Linked DNA regions of Homo sapiens: region 2 is linked to region 1. A link is an interaction called in ENCODE POLR2A ChIA-PET data of the cell type or tissue named here. Cell type or tissue: GM12878. All regions are shown on one strand. Each heading gives the region's core, and the rest is flanking DNA. Links, peaks and the distances in the headings are about the cores only.

The links. Peaks named below come from ENCODE experiments on the same cell type or tissue, not always from the same donor. Only the 100,000 strongest peaks of a DNase experiment are listed, where the experiment ranks them.
Region 2: POLR2A ChIA-PET joins it to region 1 with 5 read pairs; 2 of 35 experiments call an interaction of 5 or more read pairs at or near these places.

Annotation. Positions count from the first base shown.
Region 1 is chr6:56,915,521-56,920,241 of GRCh38, forward strand. All of the region lies in intron 2 of DST (dystonin), which reads right to left. Among named protein-coding and RNA genes, the nearest start is that of DST, 37 kb to the right of the region's middle. RefSeq lists an enhancer at 1-38. In GM12878, for the core only: no CTCF peak of the experiment used is centred there; a DNase peak (open chromatin) is centred at 1,886.
Region 2 is chr6:57,142,848-57,147,568 of GRCh38, forward strand. It overlaps ZNF451 (zinc finger protein 451), which reads left to right. Exons shown (of 15, transcript NM_001031623.3): 10 at 4,243-4,721. The region is part of intron 2 of ZNF451-AS1 (ZNF451 regulatory antisense RNA 1); the gene reads right to left. Among named protein-coding and RNA genes, the nearest start is that of ZNF451-AS1, 27 kb to the right of the region's middle. In GM12878, for the core only: no CTCF peak of the experiment used is centred there; no DNase peak of the experiment used is centred there.

The DNA.
Region 1 (4,721 bases), core at 341-4,340:
ACTGAGTGTGCAGCACAAAATACGGGGGTGGAGAGTGAAGACAGGGACAGAAAAAAAGGTAAGAAACAAGATGAAAAAAAGAAAGGAAAAAAACGTGCTAATTTGCAATAAGTCACAGCAAAGTCCTAACTGAGTCTATTTCAAGGGCATCCTTAAGTGACTTTTAATACCACTACAAAATCAGTCTTTGGAGACAAAAGTCAATGTATCAGGCAGTACATCAGAAATCACTCAAGACACAAGAGAGGACAAGAAGACAGAATAAAGACCTAAATGTATATGCAAACTGAACTGTTAATACTTTACGCAAGGGAAGAATGAGTGGTTAAACTAATCTTACAACGATAGCCATATCAATAGCAACCCCAACAAACTATTCTCCAGTAATATCTTTGTCTTCAGATACAATGTAATCCTAACACCTTCTTTGAGAATTTCCTGCATTGAAGCCAACCCTATCATGACTGAGGCAGGCTAAGCCATAAGGCAGATGGGAAGATGGCAGATAGTTTAGACGGTTCAGATAGTTCATATAGTTCAGACTAGCTCAGATGGCAGATAGGTGATAGGGAGGAAGTAACAAGACAAGTCGGCTAAGCGTCATGAATATGTACAGGCAAGAGCTCATACATCAGCACAGCCATGAGAGGATCCATGAATCAAATCCTCAAAGCCAGGCAGAGAAGAGCCATAGGACACTAGGTGATTAGTTCAAGCACAGCAGGACCTGGACAGCCATAAGAGGTAGAAGCCCTAAGACCCCTGAGTGTCCTGTTGTTGCACACACCCTCCCCAGAGTTCCTGAACCTCCCCCAGGATCTAGAAACTACAAAGTATTGGACCTTCAGTTGGCAACTCTTCTGACTGCTCAGTGCCCACTTTCTACTGGTTGTTAAATATTTTGAGCATCACTCCTGCCAGTGCCCGAACTTAACAAAAGCTATTCAAGACCTGGGTGCAGTGGTTCATGCCTGTAATCCCAGCACTTTGGGAGGCCAAGGCGAGCAGATCGCTTGAGCCCAGGAGTTCGAGACTAGCCTGGGCAACATAGTGAGACCCTGTCTCTACCAAAAATACAAAAAATTAGCTGGGTATGGTGGCGCACACCTGTAGCCCCAGCTATCTGGGAGGCTGAGGTGGGGGGATCTCCTGAGCCTGGGGGGTCGAGCTGTAGTAAGCCATGATGGGGCCACTGTACTCCAGCCCTGAGACAAGATCTTCTCTCTCTCTCTATCTCTCTCTCTCTCTCTCTCTCTCTCACACACACACACACACACACACACACACACACACACACACACACAGAGAGACAGAGAGAGAAAAGCTATTCAGGCTTTTGGGCTGGAGTTCCAGGCAGGATTTCAAGTCCCAAAGGTGAGCTACATTACTAAGGTAGGGAAGCAGCATTCACTGGGCCCCCATGAAATGGATGCTTGCCAAGACTCGCCATCAAGCCCCAGGCATGCTAAAAAAAAAAAAAAAAAAAAAAAAAAAAAAGACAGGCAGAGGCTCCTAACACACACTGCTCGGACCAGGTATTTCTCAGAAACAGCAATAGCCCACTGAGGATACACACAGCAGAAAGGACTGACCACTCCTGCCCACTGTCTGGGGGCTGAACCTTTGCCCTTGCATAGATCAAATGTGTATTTGGTCTGTGTTCAAGTCTTAAATGCTTTTTCTGGCAGCACATTCTCTCTCAAAAATCTGCTTACTCTGAAGACACACTTAGCAAGAAAGGAGAAAAAATATTTTCATGACCTAAAATCTTCTGATAATTTATGCTGAGTAAAGACAGAGAAAAAGCAGAAGGGAAAGCCAACAGGAGCAGGTTTTAAACAAAGATGGTTAATCAAAGGTTTGTGAGAAATGCTTGTGGCTAGTCCATTTTGTGGTGGCTACAGCATTTTTTACTGTTCATTTCTGCTCTGTCTTTGACAATGCATTACATGGATATCTGCATAAACTGTGCATAAGAAGTCACCTTGTATTGACTCCTTTTCCTAAGATGATGTTACTGAATCCAGATCAGTAGCTAAAAGCTTTGAAGAGATTTTTGTTACCTTCTCTTGCCCCTCTTGCAGTTATTTAGGCAAGAGCTATGAACTTTTTAACCTGAATCATATTATTCCTGTTGACTTTTCCCAGTAGACTGATTTAAAAGAAGTTTATTTCAATGTGGCTTTTTAAATAGCACTTACCACAGTTTGACTTATCATGGATATGAAGGGGAGGGACAGCTTCTTTTTCATCTTTGTGTCCTTCATTGCTCCTACTTATGTTTGGGCACAAAATAGACTCTCAATATGCTTTGGGTTTGATTTTTCCTTTTTAAAGATCTACTTGTGTGAAAATTTCAGAAAAAAACAAATTAGAAACTAAATCCACCTAAAATTGCAACCCTTTTTTGAACCCTATAAATAAGTGTGAATGTCCCTGTTTTGAATCTTCAAATACATCCCTCTAGAGTAATCACTGTGATGTTAGTTCCTATCATCTTGACTTCTCCTATAAAAATAATTCAACAAAAATGGGATCTTGTTTTATATATATGTTTTCTACATTGCTCTTTTTATGACATTTCAGGTTCAGGTGTACATTCTTTTTTTTTTCTTTTTTTTTTTGAGACAGAGTCTTGCTTTGTCACCCAAGCTGGAATGTGGTGGCATGATCTTGGCTCACTGCAACCTCCACCTCCCGGGTTCAAGTGATTCTCCTGCCTCAACCTCCTGAGTAGTTAGGATAACAGGCACGTGCCACCACTTCCAGCTAATTTTTGTATTTTTAGTAGAGACAGGGTTTCGCCATGTTGGTCAGGCTAGTCCCAAACTCCCGACCTCAAGAGATCCACCCACCTCAGCCTCCCAAAATGCTGGGATTACAGGCATGAGCCACCACACCCTCTTTTTTACAACTGAATAATTTTCTAGTTTATGCACGTACCATACTTAACTATTTTCCTACTGACTAGAATTCGGACATTTTAATTTTTTTCCAGTATAAACAGTGGAATAAACAAAATATCTTCAACTAAATCTTCTTTACTTAGAAGTGGTATTTCCAGTCCGTAGGAAAAAGTTTGAGAGATACTACAGGTACCAACTTTGTCTCTAAAAATGTACCAAATTACATTTCTAGCAACACTATGAAAGTGCCTTTTTAATTCTATTATCTCCATCAACACTGGATAATATAAATCTTTATATCTGTTGCCTATGTGATGGACAAAAGGCATTTTGGCATGCACCTGTAATCCCAGCTACTTGGGAGACTGAGGCAGGAGAATTGCTTAACCCGGGCGACAGAGGTTGCAGTGAGCTGAGATCGCACACTCCTGCACTCCAGCCTGGGTGACGGAGTGAGTTTGAATTTGCGTTATTTATTAGTAAAGTTAAAAATCTTTGTATATTTTTATAAGCCATTTTTTTCTCTGAATTGTCTGAATTTTTAAATTATTTTTTATATTTTTATAAGCCATTTTTTTCTCCGAATTATTTTCTTCTCTGAATTGTCTGTTCACATGCTTTGCTCATTTTTGTACAACTTATATGTATTTCTTATTGATTTGAGAAGTTTTTTATATAATATGAATAAAATAATTTACTATATATGCAGCAAGTATTTTTGCCTAGGTTGCAATCTGTCTTTTCATTTTGTTGTACATAAGTTTAGAATTCTTTTATTCAAAACTGCCAATCTTTTCCTTTATGACTTTTAAATGTTTGTCCTAGAAAGCTTTTCCCAACTGCAAAATTATAAAACATTCTCCTATACCTTCTATTTTTTTAAATCCTGTAAATGTACACTTATAATCCATCTGGAATTAATCATATGTACATTTTAATCCATCTGAAATTAATTTTTAAGTATAGTGTGAGAGACACAACTAATTTTATTTCCTGCCAAGTGGGTAACATCATCTACTTAACTATCCTTTCTCCAATGAATTTATTGTATTCATTTTTTAATTTCCTAAATATGTTAACTTTTTATTACAGAAAATTCCAAAATATAAAAAGATTTTAAAAAGAACCCTAAGTACCTATCACCCAACTTTAACAACCATTAGTGCCTCTCTATTGATTCCAAATGCCCATCTTTATTATTTACTAAACTCCTACATAAATTTGGATATATATATTTGGGCCAGGCAAGGTGGCTTACACCTGTAATCCCAGCACTTTGGGAGGCCAAGGCAGGCATATCACTTGAGCCCAGGAGTTTGAGGGCAGCCTGGCCAATATGGTGAAACCCCATCTCTACTAAAAATACAATAATTAGCCAGGCATTTTGGCATGCACCTGTAATCCCAGCTACTTGGGAGACTGAGGCAGAAGAATTGCTTAACCCGGAGACAGAGGTTGCAGTGAGTTGAGAGCCCACCATTGCACTCCTGCACTCCAGCCTGGGTGACGCAGTGAGACTCTGTCTCCGGGAAAAAAGAAGGATATATATATCTAAACACTCTGCTCTGCACCACTTCAATCAATGTGGTTATTTTTACAGCAATTATATAAACACATAAAAATTTTGATAAAAACAACAAATATATAGACTGTTTACACTGCATTGCAATGAGATAAAAAGTGTAGTAAGATACAGGCTAGCTACTGTAACAAAGAGATCCAAAAGTACAGCTATTAAAATAAGATCCAGTAACCAAGGGATCTAAGAACCCAAGATCCTACTCTATCACTGCTCAGCCTTCCCCTCCAATATTA
Region 2 (4,721 bases), core at 211-4,210, 230 kb after region 1:
TAACATTTGATATTGCCACTCTTTTTCATTTTAGCTATTCTTGTGTCTCATTTTAGTTTATTATGTGCATTTTCTTGATAAACAATGATGTTGGGCACTTTCTTGTGTTTATGGGCTATTTGTTTATCTTTGTGAAATCTCTGTTCAAGTCTTTTGCCAGTCTTCAAAATTGGATTGTTTGCCTTCTTAATAGTGAGTTGGGGTTCTTTATATATTCTAGATACAAATCTTTTGTCAGATTCGTATCTAGAATACAGGAATTTCTAGAATATACAAATATTTATGAGTATATTTTCCTGTGATTTTGCATATTCATATTTTTAATTATACCTTTTGATGAACAGAAGCTTTTCTTTGCATTAGGTGTATAATTTGTTGATTATTTTCTTCTTTTATGGTTATGCTTTCTGTGTCCTGAGAAACCCTTGCCTCTTCTTGCTTAAAGAATGTATTTTATTTCCCTAAATTCAGCTTTGATATTTTTAAATATTTATGTTTATTTCTATAATCTATTTCAAATTTTTGTTGATTTTTACAACAACCATTGTCTGGTTTCCCTGGCAATTCTCTGTTGTTTGCCCATTTTCTAGTTCATTGATTTCTGCTCTTTAAACTTTGAGTTTAATTTGCTTATCTTTGTCTAGCTCTTAAAGGTAGAAGTTTAGATTGACTTTGGATCTTTGTTTTCAATATAAACATTTAAAAATATAAATTTCCCACTAAGCACTGCTTTACCTGCATGCCACAGATGTTGATAAGTTGTGTTTTCATTTTTATTCAGTTAAAAATACGTATCTCTTTTTTCCTCATTTAACCATAGAGTTACCATATGATCCAGCAATTTCTGCTTGTTGACAGCCAAGAGCAAAGTGAACTTGCTCTTGTTCACAAATACTTGTATGTTTGTTTATAGCAGCATTATTCATAATAGTAAAAAAATGGGAACATCCCAAATGTCTATCAGCTGACAAATGGATTTTTTTAACTGGACATATCCATACAAGGGAATATTATTTGGCCATGAAAAGGATTGAAATCCTGATTACATGTTACAACCTCAATGAACTTTGAAAACATTATGCTAAATGAAATAAGCTAGTCACAAAAAGTCCATTTATATGATTCCATTCACATGAAATTCCAGAATAGGGAAATCTGTAGACACAGAAAGTAGTTGCTTAGGGTTCAGTGGTTGCTTGGAGTTGGGGAGCATGGCGAAAAGGGAGGTGGGGAGGTGATAGCTAAAGGGCATGGGTTTTCTTTTTGACATAACACAATGTTCTAAAATTAACTATTGATGGTTGCACATATCTTTATGTGAAAAATAGTTGAAATTATATACCCTAAATGGATGAATTATATGGTATATGAATTATGAATTATATCCTTTTTTTTTTTTTTTTTTTTTTTAAAGATAGGGTCTCTGTCTGTCACCTAGGCTGGAGTGCAATGGTGCAATCTCGGCTCACTGCAACCTCCACCTCCCAAGTTCAAGTGATTCTCGTGCCTCAGCCTCCCAAGTACCTGGGACTATAGGTGTGTGCCACCATACCTGGCTGAGTTTTGTATTTTTTGTAGAGACGGGGTTTCACCATGTTGGCCAGGATGGTCTTGAACTCCTGACCTCAAGTGATCTGTCCGCCTCAGCCTCCCAAAGTGCTGGGATTACAGGCATGTGCCACCGCGCCTAGCCGTGAATTATATCTCAATAAAGCTGTTTAAAAATGTTTTGGAAAAATGTTATCTTTGCCCTTTTGATTTATTGTTTGACCTATAGGTTTATTAGAAATGTGTTGCTTGGCTGGGCGTGGTGGCTCACACCTGTAATCCTAACACTTTGGGAGGCTTAGGCAGGTGGATTGCCTGAGCTCAGGAGTTCGAGACCAGCCTGGCTAACATGGCGAAACCCCATCTCTACTAAAAATACAAAAAATTAACCGGGTGTGGTGGTGAGCGCCTGTAATCCCAGCTACTTGGTGGCTGAGGCAAGAGAATCGCTTGAACCTGGGAGGCAGAGGTTGCAGTGATCCAAGATTGTGCCACTGCACTCCAGCCTGGGTGACAGAAGGATTTTCTGTCTCCAAACACACAAAAAAGATATGTGTGGCTTAACTTCTAAAGGTTTATAGATGTTACATTTAGGTATTTAATTTATAAACATTTAGGGATTTGTATTATTTTTTGTTTCCAATTTAATTCCACAATAATTAGAGAACATATTTTGTACAGTTTTTTTCTTTTGAAATATATTAAATGTATAAAATGGTAGCAGGTCTGTTCTCTCTGGAGTTTAGTAGTGAAGACACAGTTGTTCTATTTTTTTATTTTCCTAGGGAAGTTGATTTATTTTGAGTTAATTTGTGGAATAGTATGTGGTTTTATTGAGCCTAGTTCTTCAGTGCAAAAGCAACTAGGGGCATGACATTTGTCTGACATAAAATTAATCAGTTCTTTATTTTTATTTCTTATAGATTCAGGGGGTACGAGTGCAGTTTTGTTACATGGGTATATTGTGAAGCTCAGATATCTGGGCTTTTAATGTCACTATCATCCAAATAGTGAACATTGTACCCAATAGGTTATTTTCCAACCCTCACCCATTTCCCAACCTCCCACCTTTTGGAGTTTTCAATATCTGTTTATTATTCCACTCTATATGTCCACGTGTACCCATTGTTTAACTCCCACTTAGAAATGAAAATTTGCAGTATTTGACATTCTGAGTTATTTCACTTAGGATAATGGCCTCCAGTTCCATACATGTTGCTTCAAAAGGCATGATTTCATTCTTTTTTATGACTCAGTAGTATTCCATGGTATATATACCATATTTTCTTTATTCAATAATCCATTGATGGACACTTAGGTTGATTCCATTCATTATCGCTATTGTCAATAGTGCTGCGGTAAATGTACAAGTGTAGGTGTCTTTTTGATATAATGCTTACTTTTTCTTAAGGTAGATACCAGTAGTGGGACTGCTGGATCAAAGGGCGGTTCTATTTTTAGTTTTTTAAGAAAGCTCCATATTGTTTTCCATAGAGGTTGTACTAATTTACATTTCCATCAACAGTGTATAAGTGTTCCCTTTTCTCTGTATCCTTGCCAACATCAGTTGTTTTTTGACTTTTTAATAACAGCCATTTTGACTGGTGTAAGATGGTATCGCATTGTTTTAATTTGAAGTTCTCTGATGATTAGTAATGTTGAGTATTTATGGGCCAGTTGTATGTCTTCTTTTGAAAAATGTCTGTTCATGTCCTTTGCCCACTTCTTAATGGGATTATTTGTGGATTTTTTTCTTGTTAAGTTCCTAGTAGATTCTGAATATTAGTCCTTTGTCAGATGCATAGTTTGCAGATATTTTCTCCCATTCTGTAAGTTGTCTGTTTATTCTCTTGATTATTTCTTTTGCTATGCTTAAGCTTTTAAGTCCCATTTGTCTATTTTAGGGCTTTGTTGCATTTGCTTTTGAGGACTTAGTCATAAATTTTTTGCCTAGGCCATTGTCCGGAAGGGGTTTTCCTAGGTTTTCTTCTAGAATTTTTATAGTTTCAGGTCTTAGCCTTTAATCCATCTTGAGTTATTTTTTGTATATGATGAAAGATATGGGTTCAGTTTTATTCTTCTGCATATGGCTGTCAAGTTTTATCAGCACCATTTATTAAATAGGGTGTCCTTTCCCCAGTGTCTATTTTTGTCAATTTCATCAAAGATCAGTAGTTTGTAGGTATGTGGCTTTATTGCTGGGTTCTCTATTCTGTTCCATTGATCTGTGTGTCTGTTTTTATACCAGTACATGTTGTTTTGGTTACCATAGCCTTATAGTATCAACATTAATCAGTTATTAAAGAATAGGAACTGGGTTGTCTAGAATCTTAACCATAGTGTTCTTACATACAGTTTAATTACCATGGAGAGTCTAATAATTTGCCTGTTCAATAAGGTCCTCTGTCAGTGCTTTTGATACAGATTTTAGTTTTCTAAAATTTGCCTGAATTTAAAAAATTTTGAATCTAGTTTTAGCCTTTTGTATTTTAACTAGAAATAGATAAAGTGCAGATAATACTCAAGTATTTTGAGATGATAGAACATCATTATGTCATTTGCATCTTTATTGAAAAGTATCTTTTAGTGCTTATTTATACGTTGGTTATTTTATAATTCCTGCAATAAAATGCAGCAATGGTATATTTAGAAAATACTTCTGAAAGACTTTCTATTTCTTTTTATCTAATTTAGAGTTCATTGTCGAAATGCTGGACCTGTAGCTGTAGCTGAGAAGAGCATTACCCAGGTTGCAGAGAAATTCATATTAAGAGGTTATTGTCCAGATTGCAATCAAGTCTTTGTGGATGAAACCAGCACCCAAAATCATAAGCAGAATTCAGGACACAAAGTCCGAGTCATTAACTCAGTGGAAGAATCAGTCTTACTCTATTGCCACAGCAGCGAAGGGAACAAGGATCCTTCTTCTGACTTGCATTTATTGTTGGATCAATCAAAATTTTCATCACTTAAAAGAACCATGTCTATTAAAGAATCTAGCTCACTGGAGTGCATTGCCATTCCAAAAAAGAAGATGAATTTAAAAGATAAAAGCCATGAAGGTGTTGCTTGTGTCCAGAAAGAAAAATCAGTAGTTAAAACCTGGTTCTGTGAATGCAATCAGCGATTCCCAAGTGAAGATGCAGTAGAAAAGCATGTTTTCTCAGCAAACA